Linked DNA regions of Mus musculus: region 2 is linked to region 1. The links are chromatin loops, found by intact Hi-C in ENCODE. Cell type or tissue: left cerebral cortex. All regions are shown on one strand.

Region 1 (8,000 bases):
GCAAACTTTATATGCCCCAGTACAGTGGAATGCCAGGGCCAAGAAGTGGGAGTGGGTGGGTAGGGGAGCAGGGCGGGGGGAGGGTATAGGGGACTTTTGGGATAGCATTTGAAATGTAAATGAAGAAAATATCTAATAATTTTTTAAATTATATAGCAAGCATGTTTTAAATTAAAATATATTTCATTCAACCTTTGGTAAATATTGATCTAAATAAATTATCAATGTGTATATCTTCAAGTTACTCAGGAACTTAAAAATAACTCAGAGTATATAGTATTGAATGGAGATAATTCTGCTAGGAAGGCTGCCAATTAGAGACTCACATGGACCTGGTGAGGCTCTGGATATTTGCATTTTACTGGAGATTCTCTGTTGGAGTCCCCTTCAAGCTGTGAGAACTTGGGAAGAACTGGAGGGTTTTTGTGTGTGTGGTTTTTTTTTAATAATTTTCTTTTTCCTACATGAATTCAATTTTTGAAAATTTAAACATGATAAAACTCCATGAGACCTGACATCATTCAGTTAACAATTTGACTGTGTAGTGATCCACAACTTAATACCACTATGATACATAGTATGAAGATAGAAAATATGGTTACTAGAAAAAATACTGTGTGTATTAATGGGGAACCAAAGAATGCCATCTTTTAAAAATTAGTTGCATTACGTTTCTTCAAATATTGTTTGTAAAAATTAAGTATAGCTCCTGCTATAACTTATTTAAAAGAGATTACCACAATAAATAATACAAACAAAAATTGTAAAGTGTGTATATACATGTATACATGTATAATTACATATGGTATACTATTTTATTTATATGTGAAAGATGTGTAAATATCCATGTTTGTTAAGATCCTTAGCAATTATGATCTCTGTGGTGTTTTATACTGTTCACTAATTTTCATCATCCTTCCTTCTTTATTTCTTTCTTTAGTTTTTTACAAACAGGGTCTCCAGTTCATATAGCTCTAGCTATTCTGGAGCTATGTAATCCAGGCTAGCCTTGGACTCACAGAGATACACTCGTCATTGCCCACTCTAGTACACATATCAATCAGCATGAACGCCTTCATTGTTCTACTTATGCACAATGAACAATCAAGTTAAGAATTTTATTTTTGTGGAATAATGATAATTAACTATTTTATTTTTTAGCCCAGAACTTCCGTAGGAATGAAGAAGAAGAATATCTGTAGAGTAGGCAGAATTCCAAGCAAGGCTAACAATACTTGAAAACCATTTCCTGTAAACTGTCTGATCTCTCTGCCTTTGTGTTTCATAATCTCATTCCCCACCACATTTGCGACTGAGACAATAAAAATTTATGTAAAATTATAAGAATTCAAAGACAGTTCAGTTGGAAAAGTTAGGCAATTTGAATCAATTCTTTATAAGGTTGTTGTTGCAATGTTACTGCTACTGATGCTGGAACAAAACTCTTTCTAACTTTGGGATGAATTAAATTACCACAGAGCTATATGGCAGAATAATATTCCATTTCATAGAGAGCACTTTACCAAAGCTGGAAACAAATATATGTAATTTGCAGTGTGTTGTGTAGTAGAGTTATAAATACTAGGAGTTTAGTGGAAGTGAGATGGCAGTGAGACATGCATATACGTGTTATAGATAACGTACATATATAATGTGTTACATATGTACATTGAATAATGTTAATAACCACTTAATAAAAATGCACTAAACCCTCCACCATTGTCTGTTGGATGGAAAAAAATAAGTGCTTGCCTGACTCAAAAGACTCTTACTTAATTTCTTCAGCTACTGTACCTAAACCATTGTCCTTAACTTTTTGGAAACTTAATGAGTTCATTTCTTATTAAAATATGGATTTTTTAAAAAAGATAATGTTTTAAGTTTTTTAAAAAAACTTTGTATTTTTAAAATAAGCTCTTTTTTCTAGACCCTAGTATTCAGTTAATCTTGTGTTTATTTTTATTTTTATTCCTTTTTCCAATAGCTCATACAAGGCCACGACCACAGCTAATTCTCAACAAATCATCAGCCTTAATAAATTGTAGTAATGTGTCACATAAGTGATGCCTATTACAGGACATAAAATTTAGGTATCTTTTATCTTCATTCAAATTAATCGAGTCATATCATTTTACAATGATATGAGTCCTGGTGATATGTCATCTGCTCAGAAATTTAGTGGCTTTTGGATGTGCTCCAGGTTGTGATAAATCTCAAAATTCCTTTGGACGACCAATTCAAATAGATAAAGATAATTAATATGACATTGATGTCTCTAATATTTCCTACTGCTGTTTCACATCCTCTGTCACTGTCCTGTATGTATTTTCCTTTTTTTTTTCTTAATAATACCTTGTGATGTTCCTGTAGGCCTAGACTTATTTAGACCTACTTTAGTAAGGATTCTCAAATGCTTAAACACTCCTTCTAGCCAACTGTCCAAAGGTAGGGGAGCAAAGACTGGTAAATAGAACAAGGGGATGTGGACCTGTGTAGTTCTTCTGCAGTGATTCCACTCTCTGTTTGTCAGGATACCAGCAGTCCAGTTCAAAAGTGTCACCAAACACAAATCACCAACGGTCATTAGTAGCAACCAGGTCAGGGAATGCCAAGGGTTTTCTGTTGTGCCTCACTCAATGCTAGTTAGGCAAGCACCCCACCACTGTCTGTTGAGTCCCACTTATACTCTTTCCAAACATCATGTGTCCTCTCATGAGTCTTGCCTTAGCAAAACATCACATGACACAACCAGAAATTTCCACTTCATGTTTGCATGTTATCTGGAAACATCTTTTTACCAATCATTATCACCAAAAGACAACTAGAAAAACATTTTTAGGTATTTTCCTCATTTACATTTTCAATGCTATCCCAAAAGTCCCCCATACCCACCCCCCCACTCCCCTACCCACCCACTCCTAATAAAAAATTTAAAAAAAAAAGAAAAAAGAAAAACATTTTTAAAAGTACCCAAGTTGCTGCCTACCTATCTTTGTGTAGTCATCAATACTCCCTATAGAATTAGATACCATATTCCTCTTATGAATTTTTTTTTGTGGAAGGATTTTATTGGAGATTTACAGTTCCAGAGAGCTAAAGTCCAAGCCCAACATGTTGGGTAGCATGACAACAGGCATTCAGGCATGGTGCTTTTTGGCAAGCAAGATAAAGAAGAGAGAGAGAGAGAGAGAGAGAGAGAGAGAGAGAGAGAGAGAGAGAGAGAGAGAGAGAGAGAACAGACAAGAAAAAGATCTAGTAGAAAGGGCGTCAATTCGAAGCCTTCATGTGTTTTTAATTTAGTTTGCAGTGATTTAGTTCCTACTCCTAAAATATTGAGGATTTTATATAAGAATCCTATTTTCATCCCCCTCTCTCCTTTTTTAAAAGGAGGCAAAACCCTAGGAAGTATTTCTCTCCTGACAACTGAACACTAGAGCTAATTAAAGCAGCCTTCCTTGCATGGGGCATGCTCTCTAGAGTCCCCCTGAATTCCTAGTTGGCCATTTTTTTTAACTTACTTTTGTGGGTCCCGTTGACAGTTGAGTTTTCAAGTCCTGGTTTAAAAGACTTTCTCTTTCATTAACTAGAAGGCACCAGTATCTATTCCTGTCTGAGTCTACATGCTTTCTAGGGTGGGGCAGTGAGTATTTCTCATGTCAGGAAAGTCAACATTAACACCAAGGGACCTTGTTAAAAATGGGAATTCCTGTTATCTCCCTTCAGTGGGTTTGGGGAAGAGCACCTAATATGGATATGTAAAAATGCCCAGATGATTCTAATGCATCTGCCTCGGAACAAGTTTTGGAAAAGCAATGAATGGTTGCATAACAGCAGGTATTTAGTGGGTTTGTGAGTGTGAGGATCTGTGCCTAAGCTGTGGATAATTTATTCACAAATGTGTCTGTAATAGCTTTGGCTCTTTGCCTATGATCCTGGGACACTTCTGTATCCCATTGGGTGTGCTGGTAATGGATGTTATATGAGTATTGAATATGAATTTAAAGAAGCCTTATTATCATCTTTTAAAATATCAATCCCCTATGCACCAAATGCCAAATATCAGAGGAGAGCTACGCCATTGTAATTAATCATCACCAACTACTAAGTTTCTATCATTAAATTCTTTAGGTATGTATGTATCTATCTAGTCTAACTTTATAAGATGAGAAAACGGAGGTCAAAGGAGTTAAATGCCCTGATTGAGGGTCACACAGTTCCATCCTGGTAGGGATTGTATGTAACTCTAATCTTTGGGAATTTGATTTTTTTTCACATTAATAAAACACTGAATACAAATAATGGATTAAGGAATATATATTCTGAGAAATAGTTTAATAGGTAAAACTTGGAGTTAAAAGTAATACGAATTACAAATCAAAAACATACATTTTGCTAACCTTCAATTTCATGTAGGTCCTAAGAGTATTTTGTGTGTCACATTATGTCATTTTTTACAAAGAGTAAACTAAATTTAAGGTTGTAAATGTAAGAGAACAAACTTTATACTCCTCTAATATACACATTTTCTCAGCGAGGGATGAGGCAAATATCCCAAGAATATAACAGTGAATTTACAAATCCAACTTCTCTTTTCAGATTAAAAAAAAAAAAAATTCCAGGTTATTAAGTTGAGTTGATGGTGCACTAGCATTTGCCAGCCACCAGATGCCGCTGTTCCATACCTCACATAACTAAGATAATTGGAGATTTAAGTTTTGACCAATATTAGTTTTCTGTCCATGACAAATCTGTATATTTTTCAAATAATTGTATATTTATAAGAACAATTCTTTGTTTTCTATTATTATCGATATACATAAAAAAATCAAGTCAAGAAAAATGAACAACTATGAACATCTTTCAGGATAATATTGACCTGGGTAGAGTCATTTGTCGATGACCATTTGTGAAGTTCCAACTCACTCCTACATGGTCAATACTAAAACCTGTGACTATAACTGAAGCACTAGTATAACTTAATATAAAATAACTAACATGATAACATTAATTCAATTAATGTTTGAGATCAGCAACTGCGATTTTTCAGCTATTTAAATGGAGACTGGGAGGAATACAGAGGAACGGTCCACAAAAATCCTTGTTTAGAGTATTAAAAATTCTATGCATATTTTAAGGTCAATTTGAAATGTTATCAAAATTAAAATTAAACGTGGAAGAAGAATGTAGCATTCAAGTTGGATATTTTAAATTTTGGAGCGAATGTCTTTTTAAAAGAGAGAGTAAAGGGAAGAAATATGACAGAAAGACCCAGATCATCTCTATCTGTATACGGTGTATTGACACCCTCAGGTAACCGGAAAGCACGGATCAAAGACTGCCAGGAAGGCTTAGGTCTGGTGAGAAAGTTAATGAGCTGCTATGAGAAGCATGAACGGACTAACTGTTCTTTTATTTTTATATTATAATAGCGATTTTAATAATTTCCAGAAGAAGAAGCACATGAGTTTCAGTCACTGCCCACATGACTACAGACACATGACTTTGGAGGCACCAGATGCTAGAGCAAAAGACTTTTAGGATGTTAGTAATGAAGAACTTGAAGTGCTGAAGGACCAAGGTAAGAATGATATGCAGAAAAGTGAGCAGTCTTCCTAAAAGGCCATTTAATTCTGTGGCTGGAACTGACATCATCATTTTGTTTACAAATCTGTGCTGGGTGTGGTTTCAGCGGTACATGCCTGTAACTTCAGCACATTGGAAAATGGAGCAGAATAATTGTATGTTCCTGGTCGGCCTGGAAGAGTGTGAATCCAAAAACAAGCAAGCAAACAAACAAACAAACAAAAAACAAACAAATAAATAAATAAATAAACGAGAGAGAGAGAAAGGTGAAAAAGAGTGGAGGATGAAAAGAAAAGAAAATGTTACTTATAGGTCTTGAGACCTATAAATATAAATGATTATGTTATTGATGATTGTTATTAAAATATCTACAGTTTTATAAATTTCTAAATTTCTCCTTTTGATAGTTTGAGGCATCATAATTCTCAAAATCTTGAACCCATATGATGTACATCAGGTAGAATTGTAGTTCAAATCTAATCTAGAATGTTGTCTGCCATGAAGTCTTAAGACAATATGGAAATGTTTTCTTCCTAAAAATCTGTCCCCACATGCTGCTCCTTTAGAATGCTTGAAACAGCTACCTCCCAGCTCACTGAATGTTTGGTACCCTTAATTAAGGCATTAGATTTCTAAAGTGGCATTCTTCTATGCAACAATACTGACTGCTATAGGTTCTTGGAGATACAAAGATGAATGAAATAAGATCTCTGTGTTCAAGGATGTCAGAATGTGGCAAGACAGATAAAAATATAAATAATCTAAATATAACTTGACATTTCTGAGGCTTTGAGAACAAATTTAAATTTTACTAAGTTAGTCTAGGAGAAGTGTAGCAAGGGAGCACAAACACCAAAAAATATAAAAAAATAAAAAAGCAAAGAAAAAGAAAAGAAGAAAAAAGAAAAAGAGAGGAGGGGAAAAGAGAGAGAGACAGAGAGAGAGAATACTCAAGGTCAGAGCTGGTGTGGTGAGCTGACCTCTGTGAAATAAGAGAGCTATGGGAAACTATTAAAGTAGCCCCAATATATTGATGTATGGAGGATGAAACATATGGCTATCTTAGTCTCTACACACAAACACACACACACACACACACACACACCAAATCCCACTTTCATTTATTGCCTCCTTTCAATATTAAATAATGTGCTATTTTTGCCAATTAATTTGTTCATATGCTCATACGTATAGATAAAAACAGTAAAGATGTCTGAAAGCCATGCATTCCTGGAACCAGGAAAGCCTGCAATAGCCAAGGGCAAGGTGAATTAAGATGAAATACAGGCAAGCAAACGGCAGATACAACTTTTATTCCATGCTTCATTTCAGGGAAGTCCCGAGAGTGTGGTGAGCAAGGTATTGAGCTACACCGCTCATCCAGACTTGGGAGAAACACTGAAGAGCCCATCATGAGCCATTTGGAGAAAAAGCGAGATGTGTAAATAATACCACAAAAGTTTCAAGAAGAGAGTTTTGAGAACGAATGAACAGCCTTATAAGTCTTACTGAGGATGAGAAAGTAAGAGCTAGTGTGTATTCCATGTTTATAGTGTTCTCAGAACATAACCAACCAAGTAAGGAATAAATGCCTTAATCCTTCAGAAGGACTAGCTCCTTGGAAATCATTTGGTTGCTATGGAGAATGTTCACTGACTGTGGAATTTTTGCAACTACTAGGCATTGAGTGAGTCCTCCATCCCCTTTGCCTTCAAACGTTTTGGGTATCTGAACAACCATGACTCAACATTTTTGAGAAATATGGTTTTTACCAATGGGTTGGCAATTTTCTTTTTTCTTTTCTTTTCTTTTTTTTTTTTTTTTTTAATTCTCCAGAATTCCTTTGTCTCTGTCTCAGCAACCAGAATACGTTCATAGACGGAGGGTCACTTCCCATGGATACTGTTGGGAGGGTGCAATCAGTGTGCATTAAAATTATAACTGGTCCTTGATGTAGCACAAGGTATATTTGTGTTATAAGATACTCATAATCAGGAAGAAAGAGGATCTAACATTACCATAATCTAAACTGAATTAACCATAGACATTATCTTAACATCCATATTGCAGATAAGGGAAATGACACTCAAATGTTTAAGTAACTTTACTATAGTTACTTTAATTAAAGCACAAAGTTAATAAGTAGTTATGTTAGGACTAGTACCTTCACAATGTGCAATATTGAGTGTGGTGTATCAAAAATACTTGCACCATAATCTTATTAACAGACTCCTTTGTGTTTCATCCTTAGATGAGGTGATTAATAGCACCTTACTTCCCCACCTAATCCAAAAGCAAACTTATCTCTTTTTCTTTATTCAAAGGTAAATCTAAGACCTCTAATAGATAAACTGAGTTACTTCCTCCTTATAAACAATTTACAGCAATTAAAAATAAGAAACAAGTTGTATATACAG
Region 2 (8,000 bases), 1.4 Mb after region 1:
TAAATCAAAGTGGGAGATAACCCAAGAGTAATTCATATTTTCTGGGGAATATATTGAGATTACCTGACAAGTGGATATGTCTGGCATCATCAGATTTAACATCACATTAAGTTCATATCCCATACACACACACACACATTTTCAGAAGGAATAAAACTAATGATTTCTCTTCACCAATCTTCCCTTGGGAATTTTCATTGACTTATAATATCTATAGATTATGAGGACAGTCAGAAATATAAATAACAAAGACAAATGCAAATTGTCAGTTGATTAGAGTTTAGCATTATGATCAGCATACTATATATGATCTATTTGTGTACAAAATGAACAAACATATTCTAACTCAAAACACAAAGGGTTTACATAAATTAGAAATAAATCAGATCTACTCAGACCTGTTTTGGAAGGTAAAGAAAGGACTGATATACTTGAAGAGCCGATATCTTTAAGTCTTCATCGAGACTTGACAGCATTCTTTAACAGAAGAATGGACTATGTTTTAGGTACTTGAGGAGTTAAGCTTATAATGTTAAAGTAAGTTGGACATTTTAAAATCCAACCAATAATTATTTCTCAGGGATGACTGATTTTATTAGCATCTTGGGAATATATTCCATGCTCCATTACCAAAATATATCACTGTTATCTAAGATTAAATTACGTACTTCTGAAATATTTTTAAAGAAATCTTTAACTTTCCCACGATGTTGTTACAAAGGTCGGTTAGAAGGCAAAAAAAAGATATATTAATGTTTGCTGGTGTTTTGTTTCTCGTCATTTCTTTAAGAACAACTATTATCATTCCCACAAAAAGGGGGGAAAAGTTATAGAAACAGAAACAAACAAAGGAAAAGGAGGGGGAGAGTAGGAGAGGCAGAAGGAAGAAGGGCAAGGAAGAGGAGGAGGAGGAAAGGGAGAGGGAAGAGGAAACTTCTTTCCAGAAGGTTCCCAAGATGATGAGGAAGGCTAGTGTCTTGGTTCCTTAAGTTTGCAACCTGATAAGCTACCACAGCGAGAAGCTAAAAGAAGACATAAAGAGAAGGAAGTGGAGTTAGCTGTTTGGGTCCTTACAGATTTGAAATCCTTGATTTTACCTGCTCTGACTGCGATATTTGTGTATTAGTAAAAGGGTGTAGGGTATTCTGCAAACTAGAACAAGAGATAAATGTGAACTATTGAGGTGACCAGCTACAGAACCACAGGTTATATGTCATAACTATTAATATTTTTAAGTTGCATAGCTGAAATCCAGTGTTTAAAAGATGTTTCTGAATCAGGTTTTGTCTTCTGCTTTTGGCTGTGCTGAGGAGCAAACCCAGGATTTCAAGCAGACAGAACAACTTTTTCTTTAAGTCAGGGTCTCGCTACATGTCACAGTCTGGACTTGATCCCATCAGCACTGAAGCTCTAAATATGTGTCCCCAACCCTGCAGATCCACTCCCAGCATCTTCCCATATCTCATGGTGAGACTGAAGTAAGTGCTTAAAGTTTCACATTTAACAAAACCCCGTAGCCATATAAAATCACACAAGAACACGAGTCTATTTTTTTAATAAGGTTTAATTTTAACTAATAAATTTAAAGTCATGAGTGTAATAGGAATCCAAGTTTTCACTAATTTGCAATGTGTGACCTATTTTTTTTTGTAACCCGCAGGTGAAATCTTCTTTTCACCATGATTTGTTTTCAGCCTTGTGATCTCTCTCTCTCTCTCTAATCATTCTCCTTTGCATCCTTCTTCTTCTGTAGTGTAACGAGTGACACACAGTTTGGCTAAACAGCCATCCTAGCACAGTAATGCTTCAGCTTGCAAGGAAGGACCCCCCTGTTGAGCTGGTAGAACTCCACCAGCTGGATGAGGTCTGTGAACTTCGTATGGCCATCATCCAGAGTATGGAACAGCTCACCATCATCTTCTACCTTCAAGAGAAGAAGCAGCAAACTAGTAAGAGGAAACCCCAATGAACAAATAAGCAAAAACATTAAAATAAAACAGAGAAGGGGATCAATGACCCAGAAGAGCAAGTATAGATAGTCCTCTGCATACTATGTGTTCATAAGCCTAAATCAACAAGTATATAAAACTAAGGACAATGAGAATAGCATCGTGCCTACTCTCCCTGGCATCACTTGCATTCAAATGCAGTGTCTCCTCTTTGAGTAAGCAGTCTGGCTCTTCTTCTTTTTAAAAGATTTATTTATTTTTTATTTATTTTATTAGATATTTTCTTCAATTATGTTTCAAATGCCTCTTACATTTCCTAGTTTCCTCTCTGACAGTGCCCTATACTCCCCCCACCCTGCTCCCCAACCCACCCACTCCCGCTTCCTGGCCCTAGCGTTCCCCTGTACTGGGGCATATAATCTTTGCAAGACCAAGGGTCTCTCCTCCCATTGATGGCCAACTAAGCCATCCTCTGCTACATATGCAACTAGAGAAACAATCTCTGGGGGTAGGGGGGCTTACTGGTTAGTTCCTCCTATAGGGTTGCAGACCCCTTTAGCTCCTTGGGTACTTTCTCTAGCTCCTTCACTGAGGGCCCTGTATTCCATCCAATAGATGACTATGAGCATCCACTTCTGTATTTGCCAGGCACTGGCATAGCCTCACAAGAGATAGCTATATCAGGGTCCTATCAGCAAAGTCTTGCTGGCATATTCAATAGTGTCTGGGTTTGGTGGTTGTTTATGGGATGGATCCCCGGGTGGGGCAGTCTCTGGATGGTCCTTCCTTCCATCTCAGCTCTGAACTATTTATTTATTTTATATGACTATGCTGTTGCTTTCTTCAAACACACCCAAAGAGGGCATCAAATCCGTTACAGATGGTTGTGGGCCACCATGTGGTTACTGGGAATTGAACCCAGAACCTCTAGCAGGGCAGTCAGCACTCTTAACCACTGAGCCATCTCTCCAGCCCCATGCAGTCTGTTTCCTTCTGAATTCTGCCACTGTTCTGTAGAGTTAGGATAGCACAACTATTGCCTGTTCTTGGAGAGGATTCTGTACTCTTTACTAAGCAGAAACCTACCATGGTTTTGCTTAATATTCTTTTCTCATTTTAAATTATTTTTAAATTTTATTTTTTTTCCTCAGGCTTTTTGGCATGAATCACTTCATATTTGCTGGAGTTGCTGATCATATAATTAAAAAAAAAATCAAAGGATCGGGGCGGGGGGGGGGGGGGGGGAACAACACTTCAGACAACTATTGGAAAAATCCAGAAAAAGGGCATCTCAAGAAGAATCGCCAGCATTCCAGCAGTCTTACAAAACAAATCTCTGCTACTCCATGAGCTACTAGTATGCACCCTACACACACACACACACACACACACACGCACAGGCATGCAGCAGCAATGCAAGAGAAACAGCGCCTGTGATTTCATCTGGTTAAAATGAAGTTAGCAGGAAACATCAACAAAAGCATGGATTTTTGAGAGGAGGACGGAGGCAAAGGTGATTTTCAAGCACTGCTTTTTAAAAAATTTGTTAGTGACATTCATGGAAGGACTTCTTAGTGGCCTTTTAACAATAGGTGGCATGAGGTCTATACAATATCGCTAAATCACATTTTGTGGAAAAGGGGGAAATTTAATTTTTTTTACAATTCCTGTATTCCTTATATTAATTCAGGCTCATAAAACCATTTCTGCCAAACTTAACTTCAGTCAAAGCACCCAAATTATATTGAATAAAAGGCACAAAAGGAAACCCAAGGCTCCCAAAGCAAATGCATTCAGAGCATCTCCATTACAAGAACCTGAAGTCACAATTACTTACGGGTATAATTTGATAGTGTTTTATCTTTTGTCCATGACTCATTGACAGTACAAAAGTTCTGGGGTTACTCTGACTATCCCGTACCAAGAAAACTCTAAAGAAAGAAAAGGCATTTCATTATGTTTCTCTGTACACTCAGCTTTCATAGAAATACTTTGGTGTAGAAATGCAGGGAAGCATACTATAAATGCTATAGCCGGGGCCTCCTTTACCAGGTGGTCAGTGGGTAAGACTCTCCAACTTGGCAAACAACAGGTAATAAACTTATGCTGTAAAACTATCATTATACTAATGGATATAGCAGGGTAAATACACAAACCTTTGGTGAGGTTGTGTGCTCACAACTGCCAATATAATGGTAAAGTGGCATCAATAATTACTGTCATGTCCTTTGCTCACTGAGAAACTAGGCACTCTCTCATAACCATCCATCACAAAGAATGGACATTGCTATTTTGACTGACAGGGCATGACAGGCCCCGGAAAGGAGGAAATTATTTGGAATTAAATAGGGTTTTCCCTTCTTCTGCAGTGGATCCTCTTGTTTTTACCACTATTAGACTCATTAGTAAGAAATGAATATATTCTAACAAATTAATCTTGAAATTGTTTGTGAAATGTTTAGGTAACAATGTTTTAAGTAAAAGAAATACCCGAACAACATGCACTTTAACCTTGAAGAGTCCAGCAGAAAACCTTTATAATGTCAGGCTAGACAAGCAAGATGTGGCCTAATGGCCTAGGAAAAAATTCTACCAGGCAGGGATTCGTATTTACTGGCAGTGCTGCGCAAAACCCGTTTTGTATTAATTATTGGCAAGCACACTGTGTAAATGTCCCTATGCTGACTCCAATACTAATCTCACTGTGCCTGGGCAAAGAGGCAGCCAATGTCTGAGCAAAGCATCCATTTCATGCGTTCTGTGTGAGGCTCAGAGATTACATCACTGGAGGACAGGACAAAAGGGCATTTCAGTGGTAAAGAAAGCTACAATTCTCTTCCCTTCCCAAGAAGATCAGCACTACCACCTAGTGGGCTACTTGGCACCATCACGTCTATCCAAAGAAATAAAAAGGGGGAACATTTTTTTTAAAAACCATACTAGTATGTTATTCTTTCTTCGATTACTTTCTTTATTTCTATAAATACTGGACTCTGAAATTAAGGAAATTGTAATCCTCTATTATGTAAATACTTTTTTCTCTTGGTCTCTGTGAGACTACAGTTTGTTAAATTTATAACCACAAAAGGTGTGCTTCATGTAGAGAGTCATAGTCACAGCTCTTCTTAGAGTCTAGTGAAATGAGCAAATGTGCATCTTTATCGTAACATCAGCATTAAACAGCTCAATGTTGTCAACACCTTAAGGCAATCTTTGCAGATACAAGATCCCATCACCATTGTTTAAATGGATCCTGCTTTCTCCCCTCTTTAAACATCAACACAATCCCCTCATTTGCTCTGCAGTTAAGAAAAAAATCTGGCTAGAATTATACAGAGTGGATGAAATATACTCAATAAAATGGAAAAGCCTTCTGATTTAACTGCTCCATAAGTCATTCTATCCTCCTCTCTTATACTCCATAATACACAATAAAAACAATGAGAGATATCACCAACAAGTAATTTTATAGCTATTACTATTTTAACAAAATGGCAATACAGATATTAAGAGAAAAATAAACCAGGCAAGAATTCAAAATATATAGGAAAAAGCTTTTCAACTAAGGTATTTGCATCATATCCAAGAAAACCAATTCAGGACAACATCATGCTATGAAATACATTTGGGAGCATATCTATTGTATGTGCAAACCAAAATGTTGACATCTCAATCAGACTAGGCTACCCCCACTCATACATTAGAGTCTGAGATGATAGAATCCACACAAATAAAGTGAATATTAATGCTAACTGGTCAAGGATAAAGTATCCTGTTATTTGGACATTTGTGCACAAATATTAAACACCAATAGAATGCAGTGACAACCACGCTTATGTAACAAAAGTTCTTCTGCTTTGTGACAAGGCACAGTCATAATTTCATAGCATGTGTTAAATAATTATCATGCATACATAGAAAAAAATCCAAACATGACCACTCAGACTTACCCATCCACAGGCCCCTGCCGAATGATCAGCCGCTGAGCCTCATCTCTGGAAATTCTGTGGTGAAACCATGGTTGGGACCGATGGAGAGCTGGGGGAAGAAGACAAAGGTTTGTCTGTCGTGATCCTGATTTCACTGCATGCAATCCCTGTCCCATCCCATGTGACCGTATCTAAAGGAACATCAATCTGACAGAGAGCAAACATACCCATGTTCACAGCAGAGCTCTGGGAGGGGGCACTGGGGCTTCCGTGATTCCCCAGGCGTAAACAGCCTTTTTTCTGAGCAAGAAAAGGAACAAAAGTAAAACTCAACTTCTCGGATAAAATGACTCAAACCATGAACATTTGAGATAAATGAAGCTGCTGGTACCCTCCACGCGAGGCCTTCCTCAACAGCAACCGAAAGCGCTTCAGTGGGGTTGTCTATGACTCTGCTCTTCTCACCTGAGAAGTCCATTGCTACTAGGGAATTCTCTGATACGCTTCTCTGAAAAATAGAAACAACCGAAAATAAACATTTGAACTATCAATATACACTTCATCACTAAACTTCAGCTTTGAACTTGGCCATATGCATCCATTCTGGACTGGGATGCTGCCAGGGTCCCTGTAAGTGTCATGGTTGGCAGGGAAAAGATCCACACTAGGTGAAGAATGAAACTCTAGTTAGCACCACTTTAGCAGGCACTGGGGCAAACTGCCAGAATCAGACCTAGTTGGTTTTATTTCCTCTTACACATTTTACTCGCAGTTAAACTTTGCAAACAGATTTCCACATGACACTCATCACAACAAAGCTTTAGGCTTAGCTACGTGGAAACTCCTGTGCAAAGTAGCAAAGCACCCGAGACCTGTACAATAAGAATCAATTCTTTGACTGACCAACAGTGCTCAGGGTAAGGGCCTAAAGAGGAAGCATAAGGATAGGCTCTATTGATGGAGGATGCAAAATACATGGGACGCTTTCTCGGGTTCTAGTCACCTAGGGACTAAGCTCAAGATATTAGTGGATTCAGGAAAGCTAGCTCTATAGAATAGCACAACGATGACAGCTTGCTAGACAACATCCAGTCTAGCCTTCTGGGTGTTTAGGCATCAGTAATTTCTCCTTTGGAGAAAATAGGCTCGTGTGTTTAACAGGTCTGGTTTCTCCAATACTTTCTCCAAGCTGTGCCTCTGACAGGACTGCAGATGTGGCCAGTCAGAAAGTTAAAAGTTAAAATATACAGAAGAGGTAAAACGGTGATCTCACATACGTCCCCTAGTCCGGTGGTTATCTGCCGAGACAACTGAAGGGGATGTTGAACTCAGGGACTTAGGTATTTCCTGGGAAGACAGCAAAAATGTCCATTGATCCATTACTTCATCTTTCTAAGCTTTAAAATTTGCCAATTAAATGTCAAGTGCAGCTACTTATGAAATACCCTTTTATTTTATGTGTTTTGTCTGCATGTATGTCTGTGCAATACATGTGTGAAGTGCCTGGGAAGGTCAAAAGAGGAGATTGGATTCCCCAGGACTGGTGTTACAAAGGATTTGTGAGTCATCATTGTCGGTGCTAAGAGTCAAACTCGGATCCCGTGGAAAAGCAGCCAGTGTGCTTATCAGCTGAACCAACCCGAAGTGTAAGCGTTAGTGCACCCATGTTTATGTGCAAATCTGTTCATTACACTGAGTCATTGGTCTGACTTGAGGCCTCTGGTTTCTTCTACACTACCAAAGTTGTATCCTCACCAGGACTCCTCTCAGTTATACTGTTGTTGCCCTGTGTCATGTAGGTCTTACAACTTTGGATCTGAAAAAAGATTGGCCCCTTCATGTGTTCCAGAAGTTCAAAGATGTGGTAGATTTGGGGATGGGACAACTCAAAGCCCCGGATCTGGGCCTGTGTGGAAGCTAAGTTGGTCAGCCCACTAGCTCTCCTTCACCCACACCCTGGCTAGTCCACCGAATGCTGAGAAGCAAGGCCAGTTCTCCTACTCATGACTTCAGGGCTAGCTCACTCACATCCACACCACCAGAGCCAGCTCTACTGTGCTGCCCATTCGAGGTGTGTGACCCCCACAAAAGGATATAGTGTGGAACATGTTGTGCCACACTA

Evidence for each region. Peaks named below come from ENCODE experiments on the same cell type or tissue, not always from the same donor. Only the 100,000 strongest peaks of a DNase experiment are listed, where the experiment ranks them.
Region 2: it touches region 1 in a loop (3-fold over the local background); 7 of 42 quality-filtered maps call a loop at or near these places.

The regions. Positions count from the first base shown.
Region 1 is chr2:63,499,486-63,507,485 of GRCm38, forward strand. No RefSeq gene overlaps it. Among named protein-coding and RNA genes, the nearest start is that of Gm23503, 71 kb to the left of the region's middle. In left cerebral cortex, a CTCF peak has its summit at 4,670 (motif pointing right); no DNase peak of the experiment used is centred here.
Region 2 is chr2:64,910,930-64,918,929 of GRCm38, forward strand. Grb14 (growth factor receptor bound protein 14) reads right to left here. Exons shown (of 14, transcript NM_016719.1): 10 at 6,270-6,386; 11 at 6,106-6,178; 12 at 5,900-5,987; 13 at 3,787-3,880; 14 at 1,549-1,924. The coding sequence ends at 1,778. Among named protein-coding and RNA genes, the nearest start is that of Grb14, 110 kb to the right of the region's middle. In left cerebral cortex, a CTCF peak has its summit at 4,819 (motif pointing left); a DNase peak (open chromatin) is centred at 4,678; H3K27ac peaks cover 2,277 bases.